2 separate regions of the Homo sapiens genome follow, and region 2 is linked to region 1. A link is an interaction called in ENCODE POLR2A ChIA-PET data of the cell type or tissue named here. Cell type or tissue: Panc1. All regions are shown on one strand. Links, peaks and the distances in the headings refer to the core of each region. The heading gives the core; the rest is flanking DNA. Region 1 has its middle 58 kb from the start of KIF5C. Region 2 has its middle 100 kb from the start of EPC2.

What was found. Peaks named below come from ENCODE experiments on the same cell type or tissue, not always from the same donor. Only the 100,000 strongest peaks of a DNase experiment are listed, where the experiment ranks them.
Region 2: POLR2A ChIA-PET joins it to region 1 with 7 read pairs; 1 of 35 experiments calls an interaction of 5 or more read pairs at or near these places.

Annotation. Positions count from the first base shown.
Region 1 is chr2:148,814,211-148,819,586 of GRCh38, forward strand. No RefSeq gene overlaps it. Among named protein-coding and RNA genes, the nearest start is that of KIF5C, 58 kb to the right of the region's middle. In Panc1, for the core only: no CTCF peak of the experiment used is centred there; no DNase peak of the experiment used is centred there; H3K4me3 peaks cover 1,100 bases; H3K27ac peaks cover 2,556 bases.
Region 2 is chr2:148,539,211-148,544,586 of GRCh38, forward strand. No RefSeq gene overlaps it. Among named protein-coding and RNA genes, the nearest start is that of EPC2, 100 kb to the right of the region's middle. RefSeq lists a silencer at 3,598-3,791. In Panc1, for the core only: no CTCF peak of the experiment used is centred there; a DNase peak (open chromatin) is centred at 2,913.

The DNA.
Region 1 (5,376 bases), core at 193-5,192:
CCAGTCTGGTGGTCTTGAACCTGGTTTCAACATGGTGAATCCCTTCTCTACTAAAAACACAAAAAAATTAGCCAGGCGTGGTGGCACAGGCCTGTAGTCCCAGCTACTGGGTGGGGTGGAGGTGGGAGGATCACCTGGGCCAGGAAACTGGAGGCTGCAGTGAGCTGAGATTGTGTCACTACACTCCAGCCTGGGTGACAAAGTGAGACCCTGTCTCAAAAACAAACAAACAAGCAAACAAAAACAACCAAAAAACCTTTCTTCATAATGAAATCGCCTTTGTAAAATTTGTGACAATGAGAGAAATCTGACAGAAATTATGGCAATGAGAAAAATCTGACCCAAATGACTCCGTCTTGCTTCTAATCTCACAAGCTAACTGCCTTTGCTCCTTCCTGGGTGTAGGCCAAGCTAAACAGGAGAGGAATTTAGTTTATAGTTTCACTTTAAAACAAAGATCATAACTGCCCCTTCCTGAAACTAACCCCCACCTTGCTCAGGGACCAAAATTGCCTTTGTAAAACCAATAAAAAATTAGCAACGAGGATAGAATGGGGTTTAGTAGTTGTGTGGCCAGAGGTCACAAGATTTGTAACCTCCCCCAAACGCTTCTATAGAGAACACCACTTTTGTAAAAACTAAAACTGGCATCTGAGGTACCTTTCAGACCTTGCATTCTGATAGACCAGCTGGCACCACCCGGACCAGTAACCCATACCATGGAACTGGCTCGACTGGTCTTATGACCCCCACCCCGGAATGGACTCAGCACAAGAAGATAGCTTCGACCCCCATGATTTCAGCCTCCAACCTACCAATCAGCACTCCCCATTCCTTGGCTGCCTGCCCACCAAATGATCCCTGAAAAACTCTAGCCTCCAAATTCTTGGGGAGATGGATTTAAGAGCTAACTCTCATTCTTCCACTTGGCTGGCCCTGTGATTATTAAACTGTTTATTTGCTGCAAAAAAACAAAAAAAAAAAAACCAAAAAAAAAAAACCGCTGCTATTCTCAGTGCATTGGCTTTGGCAATTACAATGAGTCATTTCGGTGTCTGTGTGTCTTACCAGACCTGATCAGAACAAATCCCTTAAAACACCTTGTTCTGGAGCTCATCTTCTCTTTCATCTACTGCCCCCCTCAACCCTGGCATTCGCCTTCATATCTCTTCTTTGCTCTGAGGATGAAGCTTCTATTTATTTCAGCTCCTGTTTCCTGAGCAGGGCTACCATGTACTGTTGTGCAGGTTGTACACAGCAGCCAGTTAGGGTTGATCTCCGGACTGATCCTGAGATCCTCCCTGTGGCCATCTCACCTAACTCTATCCCACCATGTAACCCTTCCAGACGCATTTGCAGACCCCATGCCTGTGAAACAGAGGGCAGGATCCTATTCAGGCAGCTGCTTTATCATTGCACTGGGTGGATCCTGCTTCCACAGGGAAGGCAGAAAAGATGTGCTCCTCTACCTCCTCAGCCTCTCTGCCTCCGGTGTTCTCACCTTCACCCCCTCCACCTCCACTCCCATCCCCATTTACACTAGGGAGGAAATGACTGCAATAGCTTAAAGCAGGGTCCTTCCCTGCCGCCCTCCTGCCTGTAATCCAGCAGGGCTCAAAATTTCCAAGATGATTTTCTGGAGTCCAGACTACGTCAATGGTTCTCAAACTTTAAATTGAATTAGAATCACCTGGAGGACTTGTTAAAATGCAGATTACTGCCCCCCCCACCCCCCCCACTGCACCCCACCAAGTTTCTGACTCAGAAAGTCTGAGACAAGCCCTGGGAATCTGCATTTTTACTACATCCCAGGTGATGCTGTTGTCTCAGAGACCATACTTTGAAAACCACTGCTCTAGATGCAGTGCTTCAGGCCTCAGCTGCTACTCGAGGTGCCCCTGAACCCTGTCTTCATTCCGGAAACAAGCCTCTCTGTTCTGCAACGCATGGTGCCTGAGCTTTCTGGGGAGAGATTCTGTTCTGAGGTGGATTATTTTGTTCCCCCTCAGCAGTTCTTACACATTGCTCAATGAAAGCTTGTTGGCCAGGAACAAATATCCAATATTGTTCTATATACGCTGTGGTTTTAAACATTTTTACATTTTTTTTTAGAGACAGGTTCTTGCTTTGTCGCCCACGCTGGAGCAGTGGCACAATCATAGCTCACTGCAGCTTCCACATCCTGGGCTCAAATGATCCTCCCACTTCAGCTTCCAAGTAGCTGAGACTACAGGTGTGCCATCTCACCAGGTTGATTTTTAAAAATTCTTCGTCGAGACAGGATCTTGCTTTGTTGCCCAGGCTGGTCTTGAGCTACTACTGGCTTTGAGCGTCCTCCTGCCTTAGCCTCCCAAAGTGCTGGGATTATAGGTGTGAGCCACCATACCTAGCCGTCTGTGTTGTTTTTCATTTGTTTGTTTTTTGTTTGTTTGTTTTTGAGACAAAGTCTCACTCTTGTCCCCCAGGCTGGAGTGCAATGGCACGATCTCGGCTCACTGCAACCTCCGCCTCCCAGGTTCAAGCGATTCTCCTGCCTCAGTCTCCCGAGTAGCTGGGATTACAGGTGCCTGCCACCACGCCCCGTTAATTTTTGTATTTTTAGTAGAGACAGGGTTTCACCATGTTGGCCAGGCTGGTCTCGAGCTCCTGACCTCAGGTGATCCACCCTCCTTGGTCTCCCAAAGTGCTGGGATTACAGGCATCAGCCACCGTGCCTGGCCGCTGTCTGTGTTTTTGACACTGAAGTGATGGTGGTAATTTTCAAAGCTCTACAGAAATACTCATTAAATTCCCCCTACCCTCAGCTGAGTGAGACTAGGGTTCTGATTCTAGGACAAATAAGGATCTTTGGGGCTCATTGCTATGAGCTATAAATGTCCCAGGGAGAAAAATCAAGTAGGGTCTTATTTTAGAGAAACCTATCTCTGCCTGGCTCTCTCTCCTTTCCCACTTGATAAAGATATTGGCTTTTCAGAACTCCCAGCTCAGCTTCTGAAAGCCACAGTGGTATGAGTGGAGCACTGAAAAGAAAAGCAGGAACCCCTCCCCCACTTGGTGCCAGCTTTCCTTGGAGAGCGGGGAAGCATCATTAAATGACAGCAAGTTGAAAATTGTCAGCGAGATAGGCTATTTGCATGCGACATTGAAACCTCTATGCAATCGTCATTTCCGAGTTGTGACTGCCTGTCTGCAAGGACACATTGGATGGTTCCCAGATCACTGCAGCCTCCAAAATTGGACCTGGTTTTATGAGCTGACGTCTGGATATGATGTCTCCTGGGAAAGTGGGGGTGGAGGAGAGAGAAGATTTTAAAGAGCTCCTTAAATTAAAACCCAAAGCATCTCCAGTCTGCACAGTGAGAACTGCGTCAGCCAGGCACACTTTCTCTTTGCACAGCCTGTAAATGATGCTGAGAGATGGTCTCCCGGACTGCCTGTCATTTAACTCTTTCTGCACTGGGGGACAGGGCAATCTTCTGGAGCCAAACTGTATGATGCAGCAGGGAGCTCAGAGCACATTTTGAATCAGAGTTTCTGATCCCTAGAATCACTCGATGAACTTTTAATTTTTTATCTATCTATTATCTATCTATCTATTTATTTTATACCCCAATTTTGTGATTCCAATGAGCTTTAAAAAGTTACCCATACCTGGGCCTCCTCCTCAGATCAATTAAATCAAAATTTCTGAGATTGGAGCCTGGGCATTAGTAATTTTTACCTCGCCTGCATTTTAGGTAACTCAAATGTGCAGCCATTATTGAACCCCATTGCTTAAAGTCTTTCTGTTTCTTACTGGCTGGGTGATATTGGGAGGTTGTTTAGCTGCTTTCCCTATTGATTCAATGTGGTGACTGTTATTTGCCTCCCAGAATTGTCGTGAGTAGCATAGGAGGTATAAAGAGCTTAGCACAGTAGAGGGCTCACAGTAAGTGCTCAATAAACGGTGTATTCTATTTGAGCTTAGGTTAGCAATTGAGGGAAGACCTGGAGCCTAGAAATATAGTGGAAAATAAAATTGAAAACAAAGTCTAAGGAAGTGTAATGGCAAGCTATGGATTAGGAGAAAATATTTATAATACATATATGTGATTAAAAAAAAACCTGGTACCCAGAATATAGAAAGAATCCCTATAAATCAGGGATAAAAGGATAAACAACATAGGGTCAAAAGACTTAAGATACCTCAGAAAAGACATGAGATTATCCAATAAGTGCATGCAAAGATGTTTAACATCACTAGTTGTGAGGGAAATGCAAATTAAAATCACGAGAGATCACACCCATTGTAACAGCTGAAATTCGAAAGACTGACAATATCAAGTATTGGTTACAACACGAGTGTAATTCAAGTCAGTTATTCCTATGAATGATTGGAATGCTTATTCATCATGGGTAGAAGCGTAAAATGGTACAATCACTTTGTCAAGCTGTTCAGTAGCTTCTCATAAAGCATATACAATGTCTTTGAGAAGTTCATGAAAAATGCATATTATGAAAAAACTATGCATGGATTTCAAAAAAATTTTGCCGCCAAATAAACTCATACTAATTTGTTGTAACTTGTCTGAACAGGATCTAGTTTGAGGCATTTAGAAGGATAAGACATCAGTTTGGAAATAGTCCCTATTAGAGCAACATCAATTCTGTTAAAATTGAAGCAAGAACAAACATCAAATTGATGATGAGTCTTAGGTGGCAGAATGGTGAAATCACTGATGTTTCATGAAAAATTTATGGGGGCAGTATCCTCAAATAAATCAGTTTACAAATATATAACTAATATAAGAAGGGACAAGATGATGTTGAATATAAAGCCTGGAACAGCAGACAATCCACATAAATTTGTGAGGGAAAAATTCATCTTGTTTGTGTCCTGATTGCAGAGGATTGATGATTAATAGTACAAACAATAGCCAAGACCATTGACATCTCAATTGGCCCAATGTGCACAATTCTGACTGAAATTAAAGTTGAGCAAACTTTCCACTAGATGAGTGCCAAAACCGTTGTTCCCAGATCAGCTGCAGACAAGAGCAAAATGTTCAATGGGAATATAAAACAAGCGGGATCAAGGCCGTGAAGCATTTTTTTCAAAGAATTGTAACAGGAGATGAAACGTGGCTCTACCAGTACAATCCTGAAAACAAAGCACAATCAAAGCAATGGCTGCTAAGGATGGAAGTGGTCTAGTCAAAGCAAAAGCAGACAGGTCAAGAGCAAAGGATATGGCAAGAGTTTTTTGGGCAGCTCAAAGACTTTACTTAGTGACTTCCTGGAGAGCCAAAGAATGACAACATCTGCTTATTGTAATAGTATTTTGAGAAAGCCAAAGCTTTAGCAGAAAAACACCTGGAAAATCTCCACTACAGAGTC
Region 2 (5,376 bases), core at 112-5,111, 280 kb before region 1:
CTCAGAAATCCACAGACGATTCTCTCCAGGTACACACAACCAGCTCCATATTATTACACCAAAGAACAGTCGGCCTTGAAGAGGAAGAGCTCAAAGTCACATGGCTACGTCCAAACCTAGGCTGCTGAACTCCGCCACACTGCACCAGCTGACACTGTCCCACGCTTACCACCTGCTCCCCCACCCATCTCCGATATGGCAGGGCCCCCAGAGCCCCTGTAACCAGGCCCATCTGTAGGACGCCTTGATTTCTCAGCCATCCTGGCTAGGGCCAGATGCTGGCCACTGTGCTCTCTCTCTCTCTCTTTTTTTTTTTTTTTTGCTTTGAGACAGAGTTTCGCTCTGTCACCCAGCTGGAGTGCAGTGGTGCGAACTCGGCTCACTGCAACCTTTGCCTCCCAGATTCAAGCAATTCTCCTGCCTCAGCCTCCCTAGTAGCTGGGATTATAGGTGTCCGCCACCACACCCAGCTAATTTTTGTATTTTTAGTAGAGATGGGGTTTCACCATGTTGGCCAGGCTGGTCTCGAACTCCTGATCTCATGATCCACCCGCCTTGGCCTCTGAAAATGCTCAGGTGATCTGCCCCCCTCAGCCTCCCAAAGTGCTGGGATTACAGGCATGAGCCACTGTGCCCGGCGACTGCATTTCCTGGCAGAACACTCTCAGCTCTTCCACACGGAACTGCAGGATAAAGCAACTCTGATTTTTCCAGAGAGGCACATGGAAATGAGCTTCAGGTGTCTGTGGTTGACTCTGAAGAAAGGGAGTGGAAATGAAGCTCCCCTTACCCTGAGAAGGAGGCCGACAGCCGTCCATGGAGGAGAAGCTGCCTTCCCCCACGGCCACATCTCCCTTCAGGAAGGTGAGCTACTCCAAGTGCCCATGTCCTTCCAAGGGAAGAAACCAGTGGCTCCCACGCATGGGCCCTCATGGGAACCTCACCCCACCCCCGGCATCCCAGCTGTGGTTTCTCCCACCAGACCTCTTTCTGCAGCCCAGGAGAGACACTGACTTGGGAACCTCCAAGGCTTCCACATACTACTGAGGAGGCAGGAAGGGGACAAGGACGCCCTCTCCCCTGGCGTGCAGTGCAGGGGGAACAGGAAATGGCTCCGGCCTTTCTTCCTCTCAGCCTACGCTTTCTGTTTGAAGTCTGTAGTCTGTATCTTTGAGTGACACCAACATTTTAGAACAAAGAGTAAGAAAAAAGTCTGCTTGTGTGGAGAATGTCCAGAATTCTAACCGAGACATTTTCTCTCTGGAAGGCAACAGCCTTGCTTCCAGGTTCCAAACCGGACTCTGTCTACATCCATTTCTTTCCATATTCTGTCCCCGCCAGCAGGAACTTTGTAGGTGTGAAGCTCCGTAGATGCTTAATTAAGAGGCCAAAGAGAGTCTCGAGGGGGTAGTTGGGGCCACACCTGATAGGCAGCCAGCCGATATTTATTTCCTAATCATTGATTGTGTGCCAGGCACTGTGACAGCTGCTTGGGATGGAGTGTGGAGCACCGTGAACAAAATCTCTACCCTTTTAATTGAATGAGGAAGAAAGTTTCCATTACATTGAATATTTGAAGGAGACAGGCAAGATACAGTGGGTGCATGTAAAGAGGATGGGACTTAGCTGGAAGTGGGAGACAGAGGAAGAAAACTTCTCCTCCAAGAGGTGATATGTAAGATAGAACATAAAGGAGTTGGGACTGTGGAATGAAGGGGCAAGTGGAGAGCTAACAGCTCCAAACCGAGGCATCAGCCTAGGTGGAAAGCCTGAGGTGGGAGAATGGGGTGTGTGGCTTGGAGTCAAATGTCCCAGGCATCTAATGGTGATGGGAGGAATGTGGGCATCGGCGTGGAGAACACTGTGGGCAGTGGGAAGTAACTGGCAGCTTCCAGGAAAGGAAAAGACATTATGAGATTTGCATTTTTGAAGGATCGTTCTGGCTTTTGTGGAAAGAACTGAGTAGGCAAGCAGCAGCAATCAATTCAGAGACCATTAGGAAATATTTCAATTGTCCGGATGAGAGATACTGATGATTTGCACCTGGGTGGTGGCAGCGATGGTGGGAAGGACAGGACAATTCATCAGAGACTGAGGAGCTAATATAGTGAAAAGTTGGGGCTTGGCTGCCTGCAGTGGGCATGAGAGAGAGGAGAGTCCAGGACAACCCCTGCTCTCAGGTTTCCCCAGGTTATAAATTGCATCCTGAAATGCTCAACACCAGCTCTTACTGGAAACCAAAGGAGAGCTCTCTGCTTTATGAATGACCCCTAAATTTCAGCCTTGCTGCGGCTCAGTTCAATGATACCATCCGCTGGATTTCAAGTCCACTTAAGCATGAGACTTGGAGGAGGCGGAAGACCAGCAACTCCATCTCTAATATGGGGGACAAGCCAGAGCCCTTTGCAGGCTGCACGCCCTCCCCTGCCACGGGAACTCCTGGTCCGACAGCCAAGCCTTAGTATAGCCTCCTACTCCTGCTAATGCCCTTTCTCAGCATCTCATGATAATAAAAATAGATTTGCGTCATTTCTGTTATGAATATTCTGTCAGGGAAAGGGTGCCATAGGTATTTGTTATTGAACTAAACTGGGGTTCATTTACCCGCTGCAGCAAAGCCAAACACTGGTATCAGGATTGCAGCAAGAGAAAGTGAGGCATTTATTGCAGGGCGCCAAACAAGGAGAATTGGGCAGCTAACTCCCTGAACTCCCTGATGGCTTACAGGTAAGGGTTTTTAAAAGCGAAGAGGCAGAGGTTACAGGCAAAGTCATAAATCAGTGCATGGAGGTTATACACTGATTTGACCTAAAAAGGCTTGACATCTCAAAGAGGGTCAGAGGTGGATTCAAAGATTTTCTGATCTGCAAGTGGTTCAGGAGGCAAAGCTTTGTCTAAAAATTTGAGCTCAGCAGCCTGGGCAACAAAGCAAGACCCTGTCTACACACACACACACACACACATACATATATAAATTGGTGCAACGGCTCACACTCATAATCACAGCTCTCAGGAGGTTGAGGCAGGAGGATTGCTTGAACTCAGGAATTGGAGGCTGCAGTGAGCTATGATCACCACTGCCCTCCAGCCTGGACGATAGAGTGAGACTCTATCTAAGATAAAAAAATAAAATAATAAAATAAACTTGGGATCAGTAGGAAAGAGTGTTAGTTCTGGCCTAGGGTTGTGACCTCCTCCAGGGCCCTGAGGAAGAAATTGACAGTAGTCAGAGTTCAGTCCTCAGTTCCCCCTTATCTGAGGTCTTTGTGCCAGTGGATGCAAAGTCTGCAGGAGACTGGGTGTCTAAACAAAGTCTGCAGGAGACTGGGTGTCTAAACAACCACTCGGGGGCACGTGTTAAGATGCGTTCTTTAATTTCTAGAGGGAACCAAACATCCCATGATTCTAGCTCCTTGGCTGTTCTTTTAACCTACTATTTACCTTCTTGCTTATCAAGTTGCTTACTTACTTCTCAGGGCCAGCTAGGTGCCTAGAATTCCCCTTGAGGAAACCCAGGAGTTTCCTTTGTTTCCATGTTTTTTGGCGATGGCGAGGTGCCTGCTAGGCCTCTAAGAGGGTTCCCTCCTTTGTCTCATTCTCACAGCAATCCACAGCAGCAAAGGCCGGGCACAAGTTTCCTATCAGCCCCTTGGAAGGTGACACTTAATCTTGTGTCCGGAACTTCAAGTTAATGTCATTCAAAGCAGGATGGTGTGACATTAGGAAAAACTGTCTGGGTCGAAATGGTGCCAGGGTATGCCAATGTTTCCACCTTCTGAGAGACCCCTCGTACCACTGCCTGCCTCCTGCATTCCAAACAACACGGGTGACTGCAGGATCCGGGGTCCCCTCCCTTTTCTCTCAAAATAAGGAAACGGAGATCCAAAAAGGTTTAATAGCTCATTCCACCAGTTAGGGAGAATGCTCACTCAGCCTTGGGTTTGTTAGAAGAGTCTTGGTTACTTACAAAGATTTATCTCTTTGTTGTAAAAAACACAGTGGCTTGAAGGATATGAAAATTTATGACATAGGAGGCTGAGTTGGGCTTATCACTTGAGGTCAGGAGTTTGAGATCAGCCTGGCCAAAATGATAAAACCCATCTCTATGAAAAATACAAAAATTAGCCAGGCGTGGTGTTGGGAGCCTGTAGTCCCAGCTACTCGGGAGACTGAGACAGGAGAATCGCTTGAATCCGGGAGGTGGAGGTTGCAGTGAGCCGAGATTGTACCACTGCACTCTAGCCTGGGCAACAGAGTGAGACTCTGCCTCAAAAAAAAAAAAAAAGAAAGAAAGAAAAAAGGATGAAAATTTATCCTTGAGGGGAATTGAGCGATAAGGTGGCCTTCAGGGTTGTTTGATCTGTCAGCTCAACACTGCTGCCGAGGACTTGGGCTTCTCCCAGCTTTCTGCTCTGCTGCTTAGCACATTGGCTTCATCCTGAAGCTGGTTTTCTTCCAGGTTGCAGCATGGTTGCTGGTGGTACCTGAGGCCACCTCCTTTCTCCCTCCTGTCTAGCTGAGTAGGAGAGTAGGGAGAACAGTTCTCAGAGACCCACCAAACCTCTCCTTCTATGCCGCGTCCTTCTAGAACTAATCATCGGCAGGAAGGTTGGGCTCACTCTGATGGGCTGAGACTAATCAGGGCTGGAGGTGGGAATGGGTCACCTTCCCTTGAGACACAGGGCTGTGTGTGAGGAGATGACACCTGCATGAAATCAAGCGGTTATTTTAGGAAACAGCAAAGGAGCAAGAGATTCTGGGTGACCATCCCAGGGCCCAGTACAAGCTCTGACTGTGATGGACACTACAGGGCTACAGAAAAATATTGTTTTATTTACTTTTTAAACACTTTATCATGGAAATTTTCAAACATATAAAAAGTGGACAAAATAGCATAACAGATCATCCTGTACACATAATCCAGTCTCAATAATTATCAACTCAGAGCCTATTTTTTAAATCAATTTTCCTGCCCACGTTCCTCTCCAATGTATTAAAATCTCAGATATCAGCCAGGCACAGTGGCTCAGGCCTATAATCCCAGAACTTCGGGAGGCCAAGGCAGGCAGATTTCTTGAGCCCAGGAGTTCAAGCCCAGCCTGGGCAACATGGCAAAACCCCATGTCTACAAACAAACAAAAATTGGCTGGGCATGGTGACACACACCTGTAGTCCCAGCTACTTTGGAGGCTGAGGTGAGAGGTTTGCTGCTTGACTCTAGGAGGTCCAGGCTATAGTGAGCCAAGATCGTACCACTGCACTCCAGCCTGGGTGTCAGAGTAAGACTCTGTCTCAAAACAAAACAAACATCCCAGACATCATATCATTTCAGCATGTAACTTTATTTCATGCATGTAACTTTAAAAGACAAATTAT